Linked DNA regions of Homo sapiens: region 2 is linked to region 1. A link is a contact called in ENCODE Hi-C or POLR2A ChIA-PET data. All regions are on one chromosome and are shown on one strand. Each heading gives the region's core, a stretch centred on a gene start or an enhancer-like site at or near the end of the contact. The rest is flanking DNA. Distances are from core to core; before and after follow the strand shown. Region 1 holds the start of GPR157 (G protein-coupled receptor 157). Region 2 has its middle 11 kb from the start of ENO1-AS1.

What was found. Hi-C counts contacts between places; a loop is a spot of excess contacts on that map. ChIA-PET counts read pairs that join two places held with the same protein, here RNA polymerase II (POLR2A). Pooled maps may share reads with other maps.
Region 2: a pooled map shows a loop between it and region 1 (2.8-fold over the local background). The contact joins the enhancer-like site here to the promoter of GPR157 in region 1. A Hi-C loop is called at or near these places in 4 of 50 pooled maps. POLR2A ChIA-PET finds 5 or more read pairs at or near these places in 2 of 52 experiments (A549 and HCT116).

What each region holds. Positions count from the first base shown.
Region 1 is chr1:9,125,207-9,131,890 of GRCh38, reverse strand. GPR157 (G protein-coupled receptor 157) reads left to right here and starts at 2,789. Exons shown (of 4, transcript NM_024980.5): 1 at 2,789-3,246. The coding sequence starts at 2,864. RefSeq lists enhancers at 912-1,001, 1,292-1,411, 1,432-1,501 and silencers at 2,203-2,522, 2,583-2,932.
Region 2 is chr1:8,886,611-8,893,294 of GRCh38, reverse strand. No RefSeq gene overlaps it. Among named protein-coding and RNA genes, the nearest start is that of ENO1-AS1, 11 kb to the right of the region's middle. Within about 2 kb of position 3,219, at least 32 of the 41 ENCODE cell types and tissues checked have a DNase peak (open chromatin) inside an H3K27ac peak, as active enhancers do; they include HCT116, where a contact is called at or near this core.

The sequences.
Region 1 (6,684 bases), core at 1,540-4,039:
AAAAAAAAAAAGGAACAGAAGAAAGAAAGAGAGACAGAGAGAGAAAGAGAGAGAGAGAAAGAAAGAAAGAAAGTTGAACAGACATTTCTCCAAAGAGGATATGCAAATGTCCAATACACACATGGAAAGATGTTTGAGGGCATTATTCATCAGGGAAACGCAAATCAAAACCACAATGAGGAACAACTTCACACCCACTAGGATGGCTATTATCACAAAGATAATACAAAATGTAGGAAGGCTGGGTGAGGTGGCCTCACGCCTGTAATCCCAGCACTTTGGGAGGCCAAGGCAGGAGTTTGAGACCAGCCTGGGCAATACAGTGAGACCCCATCTCCAAAAAAAAAATTAGTGGGGCCCAGGCAAGGTGGCTCACACCTGTAATCCCAGCACTTTGGGAGGTTGAGGCGGGCAGATCACCTGAGGTCAGGAGTTCAAGACCAGCCTGGCCAATACAGTGAAACCCTGTCTCTACTAAAAATACAAAAATTAGCAGGTTGTGGTGGTGCACACCTGTAATCCCAGCTACTCAGGAGGCTGAGACAGGAAAATCGCTTGAACCCGGGAGGCAGAGGTTGCAGTGAGCCAAGATCACGCCACTGCACTCCAACCTGGGCAACAAGAGCGAGACTCAGTCTCAAAAAAAAAAAAAAAAAAAAATTAGTGGGGCATGGTGACATGCACCTGAAGTCCTAACTACTGGGGAGGCCAAGGTGGGAGAATTCTTAAGCCTAGGAATTTGAGACTGCAGTGAGCTGTGGTTGTACCTGCACTCCAGCCTCGGCGACAAGACCTTGTCTCAAAAAAAAGTTTTGGAAGAATGTAGAGAAATTGCGACCTTCATTGCTAGTGCAAATGTAAAATGATATGTACAGTCACTTTGGAAAACACCTTGGCAGTTCCTCACAAGGTGAAATATAAAGTTGCGTATGGCCCAGCAACTCCATTCCTAGGTATACACATAGGAGAATTGAAAACATACACCCACAAAAAAACTTGTATGCAAATTTTCATAGTGGTATTATTCTTAATAGTTAAAAAGTGTTAACAACCCAAATGTCCATCGGCTGATGAATAATAGCTAAGTAAAATGTGGTATATCCTGCCGAGCGCGGTAGCTCATGCCTGTAATCCTAGCACTTTGGGAGGCCAAGGCAGGCAGATTGCCTGAGCTCAGGAGTTCAAGACCAGCCTGGGCAACACGGTGAAACCCCACCTCTACTAAAATAGAAAAGAAATTAGCCGGGCGTGGCGGCGTGTGCCTGTAGTCCCAGCTACTCGGGAGGCTGAGGCAGGAGAACTGCTTGAAGCCGGGAGGCAGAGGTTGCAGTGAGCCGAGATCATGCCACGGCTCTCCAGCCTGGGCGACAGAGGGAGACTCCGTCTCTAGAAAAAAAAAAAAAAGGTGGTATATCCATATAATGGAATATTACGGGGCAGTAAAAGGAATGAAGCACTGCATATGCTACGATGAACCTTGGAAACGTGCTAAGTTAAAAAAGTCAGACATAAAGGCCACAGAGCATATGAGTCTATTTACAGGAAATGTGCAGAATAAGCAAATCCACGGTAGAAGAGTGGTTGCCAGGGCTGTCGGGGAGAACTGAGGGCTAACAGCTGAGGGATAAGGATTTCTTTTTGGGAGTAATGACAATGTTGTAGAATTACATAATAATGATGGTTGCACAAACTTGTGAACATACTACTGAATTGTTCGGTTAAGAGGGCCAATTTTATGGTATGTGAATTACATCTTAATTACAAAGTTTGAAATTTTTAAAGAAAAAGCCATGCCCTGCCTAGCATTTCATTTTTTAAAAATCACACCTAGTTAGCTATGGTTTTTAAAAAATAGCATGCTTATTTTAAGAAAAGGTGGAAACGCCGGCTTCCCCAAGTCACCACCAACTTGTGAACACGTCGGGATCACGGCTGAAGGAATGAGGATCATACCCGAGAGCTGTTTCTGTTGCTAGTGGAAAGAATGCCTCTGATCCTCACGCCCTTCCACTCACAACACACACAGAAGCTGGCTGAAAAGAGGGAAAGTAATATTAGCCCTAAAAATGCCAGCCCTTCCTCTCACAGGACTGGATGTCCCAGACACCTGGCAAGAGCAGGGGTGGGCCTGGAGGAGCGTGGAGGGACAGGTGCTGGGACCTGGGGGTGCCCTGAGGTAGGGCTTAGGGACCTAGGGGCTTAGGGGCGTGGTGTGAGGGCGTGGGCGGGGCTCAGGAGCCTCGGGCACCGGGTGGAGCTTGGAAGCCTCAGGGGCGTGGCGGGGGCGGGGCTCAGGGCCCGGGGCAACGGGACGAGGAAGGGCACCTGAGCCAGGGTCAGGGCCCGGAACACAGGGGTGTGGCGGGGTGCGTGGGCGGAGCGGGGCGCGTGGGTTAGGCTCTAGGCCCAGGTCTCTGGGCCCTGTGGACAGGGGATCGGGGCGCGTGGGCGGAGCTCTAAGTCCCAGTCTCAACGCGGGGGCACACGGGCGGGGGGGGGGCGTGTGGGCGGGAAGGGCATGTGGGCCGGGGGACGTGTGTCCGGGGCTCGGATTGTGGGCGGGGCTCAGGGCCTGGGACGGCGGGACGGGGCTGGGAGTGTAGGCGGGGCTTAAAGGCCGGGGTACCGGGGTGGGGCGCGGCGCGTGGGCGGGGCTCAGGGCCCGGGATATAGGGGCGGGGCGCAGGGCGTGGACGGGGTTCAGGGCCCGGGGCCCAGATGGGCGGGGGAGCGGCCGGACGCGGGCGGGGCGGGCGCCTGGACGCGAGCCTAGGGCGCCTCGGTGCCCAGACGGCGGCGGCGTGGCCGCACGCGCGGCCCGGCTTCTGTCCTCGCGGCGCTCCGGCTCCTGGCCCCCCACGCCATGCAGCCGTCCCCGCCGCCCACCGAGCTGGTGCCGTCGGAGCGCGCCGTGGTGCTGCTGTCGTGCGCACTCTCCGCGCTCGGCTCGGGCCTGCTGGTGGCCACGCACGCCCTGTGGCCCGACCTGCGCAGCCGGGCACGGCGCCTGCTGCTCTTCCTGTCGCTGGCCGACCTGCTCTCGGCCGCCTCCTACTTCTACGGAGTGCTGCAGAACTTCGCGGGCCCGTCGTGGGACTGCGTGCTGCAGGGCGCGCTGTCCACCTTCGCCAACACCAGCTCCTTCTTCTGGACCGTGGCCATTGCGCTCTACTTGTACCTCAGCATCGTCCGCGCCGCGCGCGGGCCTCGCACAGATCGCCTGCTTTGGGCCTTCCATGTCGTCAGGTGGGTGGCGGTGGCGCTGCTTTTCCAGGAGCCCCCGACACAGGCCGACCCCTCCCGGTCTTGCCCTCCCAGAGGCCGCGTCTAGGTTGGACACCCCCTACCCACAGCAAGCAGTGCCTGCTGGCGCCCCCGAGGCTGTCCTGGGCCAGCGGGAGGAGGCCAGCCTTGCCCGAGATTCGCTCCCTCCCGAAGGAGCCCCGCTGTGCCTGCCCCAGGGCACAGCCCCTTGGGGTAGTGGGGACAGAGTTCGCCCCCAGAGCCGGGCCCTGTTTCCTTGGACGGGGCTGGGGAGGACACTCTGAGCCCCTTGTGACCTGCTTCACTGTGTCCTGGCTGTCTCTGCTGCCCATGGGGAAACAGGCTGGGAGACGAGTTAGGTAACTGTCCCGGGCTGGAGAGCCGGCAACTGCCAGTCCCACGCCACCACCCCACCCCAAGCCACAGTGAGCTTGGTGCACTCCGCCACTCCCGAGCTGCCGTGTCTCTGCTGTACAGTTTACAAAGGACTGTGCTTTTTATTCTGTCTTTGGTCGTTTCTAGCCTCAGGCCCCAGCCCCTTGTATTTCTGTTCTAGATGATCTTGACTTTCCAGAGTTCAGCAATTCTGAGATTGAGGGCAGGGGCGGAGGGCTGGTCTGGGAGTCTCGGAGTCCTCCTGGAGTCTCTCTGAGAGTGGGGAAAAGCCAAGACCTTACTTTGCGATTCAAGCGTCTTTCAAGTAAGCCTCGCTGAAGAGGGTCGGCCCTTCCCTGGGGAATGTCAGGTTTTGAAAATCTCATGGCGTCCTGTGCTGTGCTGAACTGAGGGCAGGAATCCTAGGGGCTGTTTTCCTTTTCTCCTTCTCCCAGATCAGAGCATCAGATACTGCCCTAATTATAGGTCCTTTCTATTAAAAACTTAAGTGCATTCCAAGGACTGCGAGCACAGTCAGCACTTTGGCAGAGACAGGTCACCTGGGTGTCACACGGCAAGGCTACAGGGCTGTAAGAGTCGCTTGACCTTCAGTTGTGCACTGAGGCCGGCTGGTCCTTGAGAAACTAAGTGACCTGCTTCTCAGCTGTACAAGTAAAAAATCTTTGCAACACATCATCCAAACCGAGGCTCAGATGCTGCAGATGGAATAGGGCCCTGCCTTGCCTTGCCTTCCCGGCAGCATCCCATCTGACCCTGTCTGGGTCCCGTGATGGCTGGCTGGGTGTGGGCCCCGAGTACACGGGAGATCGTGTGTACTTGGAAGGAGTCGAGGCTGTACCTCTCTTTGCAAGAACCTGTTCTCTTTCCCTTCTTGTCTTTAAAAATATTGAATACAGTATTTTTTTAATGGTAACAGAACCTGGTCCAGCTTCTGTGGAAAAGAAGGATTGCCCAGCAAACCTGAGTTGGGGGTTTTTCTGTTCGGTTCTCATTACGGACCCTCTAGGGGGGTTTCTGTGTTGTTCAGGAAGGGCTTCTTTGATAAAGAAGTAGGCCCAGTGTGGTGGCTTGTACCCGTAATCCCAGCACTTTGGGAGGCCGAGGCAGGAGCATCGCTTGAGCCCAGGAGTTCAACTGGCCAACACAGTGAGGCTTTGTCTCTACTAAAAATTTAAAAATTAGCTGGGCATGGTGGCGCATGCCTGTAGTTCCAGCTACTTGTGAGGCTGAGGTGGGAGGATCGCTTGAGCCTGGGAGGTCGAGGCTGTAGTGAGCTATGATTGCAGACAGAGCAACACCCTCTCTCAAAAAAAAAAGAAAAAAATTTTTAAAAAATGAAGGAAAAAGAAAAGAAAAAACAAGCAACGTATTCATCTTGTCTGTTGAATGTGACCTGCCTGCATCTTAAAAGAAAATAAAATTATCTGTATCCAAGCTAGAGAGGGAGTTTGACAATTTATTCTCTGGAGTTCTCAGCACTCAGACTTCGCTAGTCTAAGGGAATTGGTTAAACCTGCCTAACAGGTTCATCTGTTAACCTAGATCTTCCCAGACTGTATTGCCAATGACCTTACTAAGGACTCTCCAGTGTATTTCTTTGGAATATTAGTTTATTGTTTGCAGGATCTATTGATGTGAGAAATATCACCTTCAGGCATAGACTACATGATTATCCACTTTTTAACCATTTCATACTACTGGAATTCAGTCCTCTTCAAAGCTTTCAGTTTTAGAAAGTATTTTAAAATACGACAACACAGAAGGTTGACATCCTTATTCTAATGTGCGTTTAGGAATTGAATTGTTTTAAACCCACAAATATCCTGAAAAATGGACAAAGGACATACTCAAGCAAAATAGTAACAGCAGTTGAAAAAATATGTCATATACCATTAATATGCAAAGCAATACAAGTTATAACAGTAAGGTACCATTTCCTCATTTAATTTGAAGGAAAAAAATAGTAAGGCAGAGTTGGGCACGGTGGCTCATGCCTGTAAATCCCAGCACTTTGGGAGGCCAAGGTGGGCGGATCACTTGAGGTCAGGAGTTTGAGACCAGCCTGGCCAACATGGCAAAACCGCGTCTCTACTAAAATTACAAAAATTAGCTGGGTGTGGTGGTGCGTGTCCCAACTACTCAGGAAGCTGAGGCAGGAGACTCGCTTGAACCTGGGAAGTGGAGGTTGCAGTGAGCCACGATCGCGCCACTGCACTCCAGCCTGGGTGATAGAGCAAGTCTCCATATCAAAAAAAAAAAAAAAGGCAGAATACAAACATGATAAATGCGAGTTTCACTGGCATTTTTCTACAGTATTATTGATGGTGTGAATTGAAATAGTCTTTGTAGAAAGTATTTGGTTCATACCCCTTGATCCAATAATCCTATTTACCAAAGCCTAGTCTAATGAGATAATCTAAAATATGTACAAAGCTGTATGTACGAAGGTGTTTGTGAGGCACTTATGGTGAGAATTTGGAAGTGACCTCAAGGTCCAACAGTGGGGGAACAGGAAGTTAAGAGTCTACCCTCCCCTTCTGAAATGGTATGCAGCTCTTTGATACTGGTTTTGAATTCTGTAAGTCATTTTTTTAAATGATATGATTCAATGCGAAGTGACAGAAACCATCGCTAACACTGATTACAGCCACATAAAGGCAGGAGGTTAGAGAGAATCCTGCACGTGCACAAGTTCCCAGGAGAGCACCTGCGTGGCCCCCTTTACAGAGAGAGGAGGGCAGTTTAGACCTCATCCTCAGGAAATCACATTTCAGCATGAGCTGTGTCTGGCCCCTGATGTTTGCAGAGTGCTGTTCCATTCATTAGCTCACTAATCACCAATAACCCAACAGGGCCAGGAGTGGTAGCTCACACCTGTAATCCCAGCACTTTGGGAGGCTGAGGCAGGAGGATCACTTCAGCCCAGGAGGTTGAGGCTGCAGTGAGCCGAGACCACCACTGCATTCCAGCCGGAGTGACAGAGTGAGACCTGTCTCAAAAAAAAAGAAAAAGAAAAAAAAAGTA
Region 2 (6,684 bases), core at 1,970-4,469, 240 kb after region 1:
TGCAGTGGTGCGATCTTGGCTCACTGCAACCTCCGTCTCGCGGGTTCAAGCGATTCTCCTGCCTCAGCCTCCCGAGTAGCTGGGACTACAGGCAGGCACAACCACGCCCGTGTATTTTTAGTAGAGACGGGGTTTCTTTCTTTTTTTTTTTTTTTTTTTTTTTGAGACGGAGTCTCGCTCTGTCGCCCAGGCTGCAGTGCAGTGGCGCGATATCGGCTTGCTGCAAGCTCCGCCTCCCAGGTTCCCGCCAGTCTCCTGCCTCAGCCTCCCGAGTAGCTGGCACTACAGGCGCCCGCCACTAATTTTTTGTATTTTTAGTAGAGACGGGGTTTCACCGTGTTAGCCAGGATGGTCTCGATCTCCTGACCTCGTGATCCGCCCACCTCGGCCTCCCAAAGTGCTGGGATTACAGGTGTGAGCCACCGCGCCCGACCAGAGATGGGGTTTCATCATATTGGCCAGGCTAGTCTCAAACTCCTGACCTTGTGATATGCCTGCCTTGGCCTCCCAAAGTGCTGAGATTACAGGCGTGAGCCACCATGCCCAGCTGGGATCAAAGTTTTTGAGGATAATTTGGTGGGTGGGGGAAGCCAGTGAGCCAGGAGTGCTGACTGGTTGGATTGCAGATGAAACCATAGGGAGTTGAAGCTGTCTTCTTGTGCTCAGTCAGTTCCTGGGTGGGGGCCACAAGATCAGGTGAGCTAGTTTATCTATCTGGGTGGTGCCAGCTGATCCATCAAGGCAGGGTCTGCAATGTTTCTGAAGCACGGGTCTTAGGAGCAGTTTAGGGGCGGTCAGAATCTTGTAGCCTCCAACTGCATGACTCCTAAACCTTAATTTCTAAACTTGTGGCTAATATGTTAGTCCTATAAAGGCAGTCTAGTCCCCACCTCTTTCGTTTTGGGAAAGAGCTGTTATCCTCTTTGTTTTAAACTATAAACTAAGTTCCTTCCAAAGTCAGTACAGCCTATGCCCAGGAATGAACAAGAACAGCTTGGAGGATACAAGCAAGATGGAGTTGGTTAGGTCAGATCTCTTTCACCGTCTGAGCTACGATTTTGCAATGACAGTTTCAATATTCTCCAGAGCATCGGCACCTGCTGCCACTCTAGGCATTTACTGGCTTGTCATCTGCCTCCTGCACCAGAGCGTAAACACCATGAAGGCGAGAACTTTGCCTTGTTCTCTGTTCTATTCTCCATTCCTAAAACAGTGCCTGGCCTGGCATTTAATAGGCCCTCAGTAATGTTTGTTGAAGAATAAATAAATCAACCTTGATCTTCAGAGGAATGACAAGATAAATTTAGAGTGTGTAGCTTGAATCGTATTTCAACACAAATCAGAAACCAGAAGTATTGCTACCCCAGTTGACACTGTCAAGGAAAAACTTCTCCTTTATTAGGTTCAGCACTTAGAGTATACAAATTAAATTGACAAACGACAAGTTAGCAAGAGAAAAGATCTTTATTCATGTAGGTATAGAAGTTCACAGAAAAATGTGACCCAAGGAGGCAGTTAGAAATTGGGGCTTAATAAGGGAAGGACCCCTAAGGAAAAACAAATGACTTTTAGTAAAAATAAATGGGTCCCAAAGAGAATAGCTGGAAGATATGATGGTTTTGAAACTGCCTTTGCCCAGATTGTGACAGAGTGAGAAGTCTAGCCTGGCTGACTCCATCTTGCTTCGAGCCTCACAGGCTGGCTGTCTTCACTCATCCCTGGGCATAGGCCAAGCTAACCACGGGAGGAATTCAGTCTATAGTTTAACTTTGAAGCAAAGATGATAATAGTCCCTCTCTAAAACTAACCCCCTTCTTGCTCACGGACAGAAAACCACCTTTGACCACCTTTGCAAAACTAATGAAAGTCCACAAGATTAGGATTATGGGAGGGGCCTGAATTCTGTTAAAATGTAGGTGCAGGGCCAGGCACAGTGGCTCACGCCTGTAATCCCAGCACTTTGGGAGGCCGAGGTGGGTGGATCACCTGAGGTCGGGAGTTCGAGACCAGCCTGACCAACATGGAGGAACCCCATCTCTACTAAAAATACAAAATTAGCCGGGCGTGGTGGCGCATGCCTGTAATCCCAGCTACTCAGGAGGCTGAGGCAGGAGAATTGCTTGAACCTGGGAGGTGGAGGTTGCAGTGAGCTGAGATCACACCATTGCATCCAGCCTGGGGCAACAAGAGCGAAACTCCTTCTCAAAAAAAAAAAAAAAAGTAGGTGCAATTTGTTTGTTTGTTTAAGGCAGGGTCTCACTCTGTCACCCAGGCTGGAGTGCAGTGGCACCATCATAGCTTACTGTTGCAGCCTTGGCCTCCCCAGCTCCAATGAGCCTCCTCTCTCAGCCTCCAGAGTAGCTGGGACTATGGGTGCATGCCACCATGTCCCACTAATTTTTAAAAATTTTTGTAGAAGGCAGAGCATGGTGGCTCACATCTGTAATCCCAGCACTTTGGGAGGCCGAGGCGGGCAGATCACTTGGGGTCAGGAGATCGAGACCATCCTGGCTAACATGGTGAAACCCCATCTCTACTAAAAATACAAAAAATTTGCCAGGCGTGGTGGCGGGCACCTATAATCCCAGCTGCTCGGAAGGCTGAGGCAGGAGAATGGCATGAACCTGGGAGGCGGAGACTGCAGTGAGCTGAGATCGCACCACTGCATTCCAGCCTGGGCGATAGAGCGAGACTCAGTCTCAAAAAAAAAAAAAAGAAAGAAAGTACTCACAGGGTGGGAGCAGGCTGAGCATAAGGGCTCAAAAGCCCTGTTACAGAATTTTCTGGGGTTTAAATACCCTCTAGAGGTTTCCATTGGTTACTTGGTATACACCCTAGGTAAATGAAGAGGATGAAATAAAGTTACAAAATCATGTACTCGGCATATGCCCTATGTAAATAGAGAAGATATTTCCTGTCATAGCTGAAGTGTTCCCATTTGATTTTTTTTTTTTTTTTTTTGAGAGAGCGAGACTCCGTCTCAAAAAAAAAAAAAAGAAAAAGAAAAACAAGAAGCACTGGCAAGACATAAGCCCCTGCTTAGGGAGTTCGGATCTGAGGACCTGGCAGGAGAGGGAAGAGCCTCTGTCCAGAAGGAGCCCAAGGACACCCTGAGGACAGGACCGAGAGAGGAGCCCTGGCACTGGGCCTGGGATGGCGCCTCTCTTGCCAGGAGTCCGTGCGTAGGCTCCGGGGTATGAGGTCTGGGACTGTGTCCAAACAGGGCAGACTAATTGGGAAGTAACAGAAGCATCTTTGTCTTTGCGGAACTTAATTTCTGTGGTTAATAGAATAAGAGGCAGGAGCCTGGGATGTTGATTCTTAGCCTTGTTTCTTGTCGTTGTTATTTTTTTAATCTTGAGGTTTCACAAATAATCTCAGAGATATTCTAAAGATCTTAAACGAATGGAAAGTAAGTTTAGTTTGCTTTAAATATATATTATACATATATGCATACATATATGCATATATATAGTGTGTGTATATTGTGTGTGTGTGTGTGTGTGTTTACGGTAAAGCCCCGAACTGCAGCCTTCAGATGTTGGAATTCTCCAGACCCTCCTACAGAGGGCCCCCAGCCTCTCCAGAACAGCCCCTCCTGAACCAAGATGACATGGAAACACCATGTCATCTTGGAAATGGTTTCTTCTCTGAAACTGAGATGCCCTCGGCCTCCCTGGGAATGCTCTCTGTAGTCGTCCTCATCTCTGGAGCCACAAAGACTAGGTCTATTCCCTTTATTGCATAATAGTCCTTCAGTAAGTGGAGTTCAGATCTCAAGTCTGCTCTCTTCCTACGGGGACTTGGGGAGGTGTGTTCCTGTGTCCCTCACATCCTGCTTCCCTAAGAGGGGCCCTATGTGTCCTTGTTACTTAGAACCAAGGACCCTTCCCCAGAGTACGAACTTCACACTGGACGTGATTCTCTTTCTTTTATTATGTTTTTGAGGCAGCCTCTCGTTCTGTTGCCCAGACCAGAGTGCAATGGCGCAATCACCGCTCACTGCAGCCTCAACCTCCTGGGCTCAAGTATTTGTCCTGCCTCAGGCTTCTGAGCAGCTAGGACTATAGGTGCATGCCACCATGCCCGGCTAACATTTTAAACTCTTGTAGACACAAGATGGGGTCTCACTATGTTGCCTAGGCTGGTCTCAAACTCCTGGACTCAAAGGATCCTCCCTCAGCTTCCCAAAGTGCTGAGATTACATGTGTGAGCAACCACACTCTGAGTGATCCTTTTATTCATTTGTTTGTTTTGTTTTACTTTTTATTATTATTATTTTTTTTTTTTTTGAGACAGTCTCGCTCTGTCACCCAGGCTGGAGTGCAGTGGTGCGAACTCGGCTCACTACAAGCTCCGCCTCCCGGGTTCACGCCATTCTCCTGCCTCAGCCTCCCGAGTAGCTGGGACTACAGGCACACGCCACCACGCCCGGCTAATTTTTTGTGTTTTTAGTAGAGACGGGGTTTCCCTGTGTTAGCCAGGATGGTCTCGATCTCCTGACCTTGTGATCTGCCCACCTCGACCTCCCAAAGTGCTGGGATTACAGGCGTGAGCCACCATGCCCAGCCTATTTTTTTATTTTTTGAGATGGAGTTTCACTCTTGTTGCCCAGCCTGGAGTGCAATGGCGTGATCTCGGCTCACTGCAACCTCCGCCTCCCAGGTTCAAGCAATTCTCCTGCCTCAGCCTCCCGAGTAGCTGGGATTACAGGTGCCCACCACCACACCTGGCTAGTTTTTATTTTTAGTAGAGACGGGGTTTCACCATATTGGTCAGGCTGGTCTTGAACTCCTGACCTCGTGATCCACCTGCCTCGGCCTCCCAAAGTGCTGGGATTACAGGCATGAGCCACCGCGCCCAGCCTCGTTTTGTCTTCTAAGAGACAGGGTCTCGCTCTGTCACCCAAGCCGTAGTGCAGTGGCACGATCATAACACATTGCAGCCTCTAACTCCTGGGCTCAAGGGATACTCACCCTCAGCTGTTTGAATAGCTGGGACCACAGGCACACGCCACCGCTCCTAGCTAATTTTTGTTGCTGTTGTTGAGACAAGGTCTTGCTGTGTTGCCTAGGCTGGTCTCAAATGCCTGGGCTCAAGCAATCCTCACACCTTGGTTTCCCAAAGTGCTGGGATTTACAGGCATGAGCCACTGTGCCCAGCCAAAACTATCAGCTTTGCTTGCAAATGTATCTGGAATCCAATCACTTCTCACACATCCACTGCCACAACCTACAAGACCTACAGGGCCACCGTGGTCTCTCCCTGGGACAAGGCAAGAGTCTCCTCATCGGCTGGGCAGTGGCTCATGCCCATAATCCTGGCACTTTGGGAGGCCAAGCTGGTGAATCGCTTGAACCCAAGAGTTCTAGATCAGCTTGGACAACAAAGTGAGACTTCTCTCTACCAAAAAAAATAAATAATTAGCCAGGCGTGGTGGTACATGCCTGTAGTCCCAGCTACTCAGGAGGCTAAGATGGGAGGATCACTTGAACCCTGGAGGCTGAAGCTGCAATGAGCTGTGATCATGCCACTGCACTCCAGCCTCAGTGACAGAGCAAGACCCTGTCTTAAAAAAAGAAAGGCTGGGCGCGGTGGCTCACGCCTGTAATCCCAGTACTTTGGGAGGCCGAGGCAGCTGGATCACGAAGTCAGGAGTTCAAGACCAGCCTGGCCAAGATGCTGAAATTCCGTCTCTAGTAAGTATACAAAAATTAGCTGGGCTTGGTGGCACGCACCTGTAATCCCAGCTACTTCGGAGGCTGAAGCAGGAGAATCACTTAAACCTGGGTGCCAGAGGTTGCAATGAGCCAAGATCAAGCCACTGCACTCCAGCCCGGGCAACAGAGCAAGACTTCATCTCAAAAAAAAAAGAAAAAGAAAGAAAGAAAGAAAGTCTCCTTATTGAGCCTCCCTGTTTCAGCACCTCCCACACCCCCGTGGTAGACTGTCTTGGGTTGTGGGGGGTCCTACTATCCAGGCCCGTGGGTAGCCCCTACCACCGACTCTGGGCTTGACCATGGGACCTGTTTTGGCCAATGAGACAGCAGCAAGCAGAGGCCATCTGCACTTGCACACTGGGACTGGCCCTCTTGGATCATTTGTTTTTGGGCTACAGCTTCCATGTGAGAAGCTAGGCTGGACCACAGGTGAGCACACTTTCTCTATAAAGGGCTGGATAGTAAGTATTTTCAGCCTTGTGGGCCTTGCAGTCTCTGTTGAAACGACTGGATTTTGCCATTGCAGCTTGAGAGCTGCCATATACAATATGTAAAGAAACGGAGCCTGGGCAACATAGGAGACTCCGTGTTTACAAAAAAGTTAAAAAAAAAATTTAGCTGGCCATGGTGGTACACACCTGTGGTCCCAGCCACTTGGGAGGCTGAGATGGGAGGATCACTTGAGCCTGGGAGGTTGAGGCTGCAGTGAGCCATGACTGGCAGCACTGCACTCCAGCCTGGCCAACAGAGCAAGACCTGTCTCAAAAAAGAAAGGAAATGAGTGTGTCTGTGTTCCCACAAAACTTTATTTATAAAAACAGAATTTGGACCCTAGGCCATAGCTTGTCAATCCCTGGGCTAGACAGACTACTGAATGATGAGAAGCCATGTGGAGAGACCCTGCAGAGTCAGAGGCTCTAGTAGGTTGAATAATGTCCTCCCACAAAACTTCATGTTTATCCGC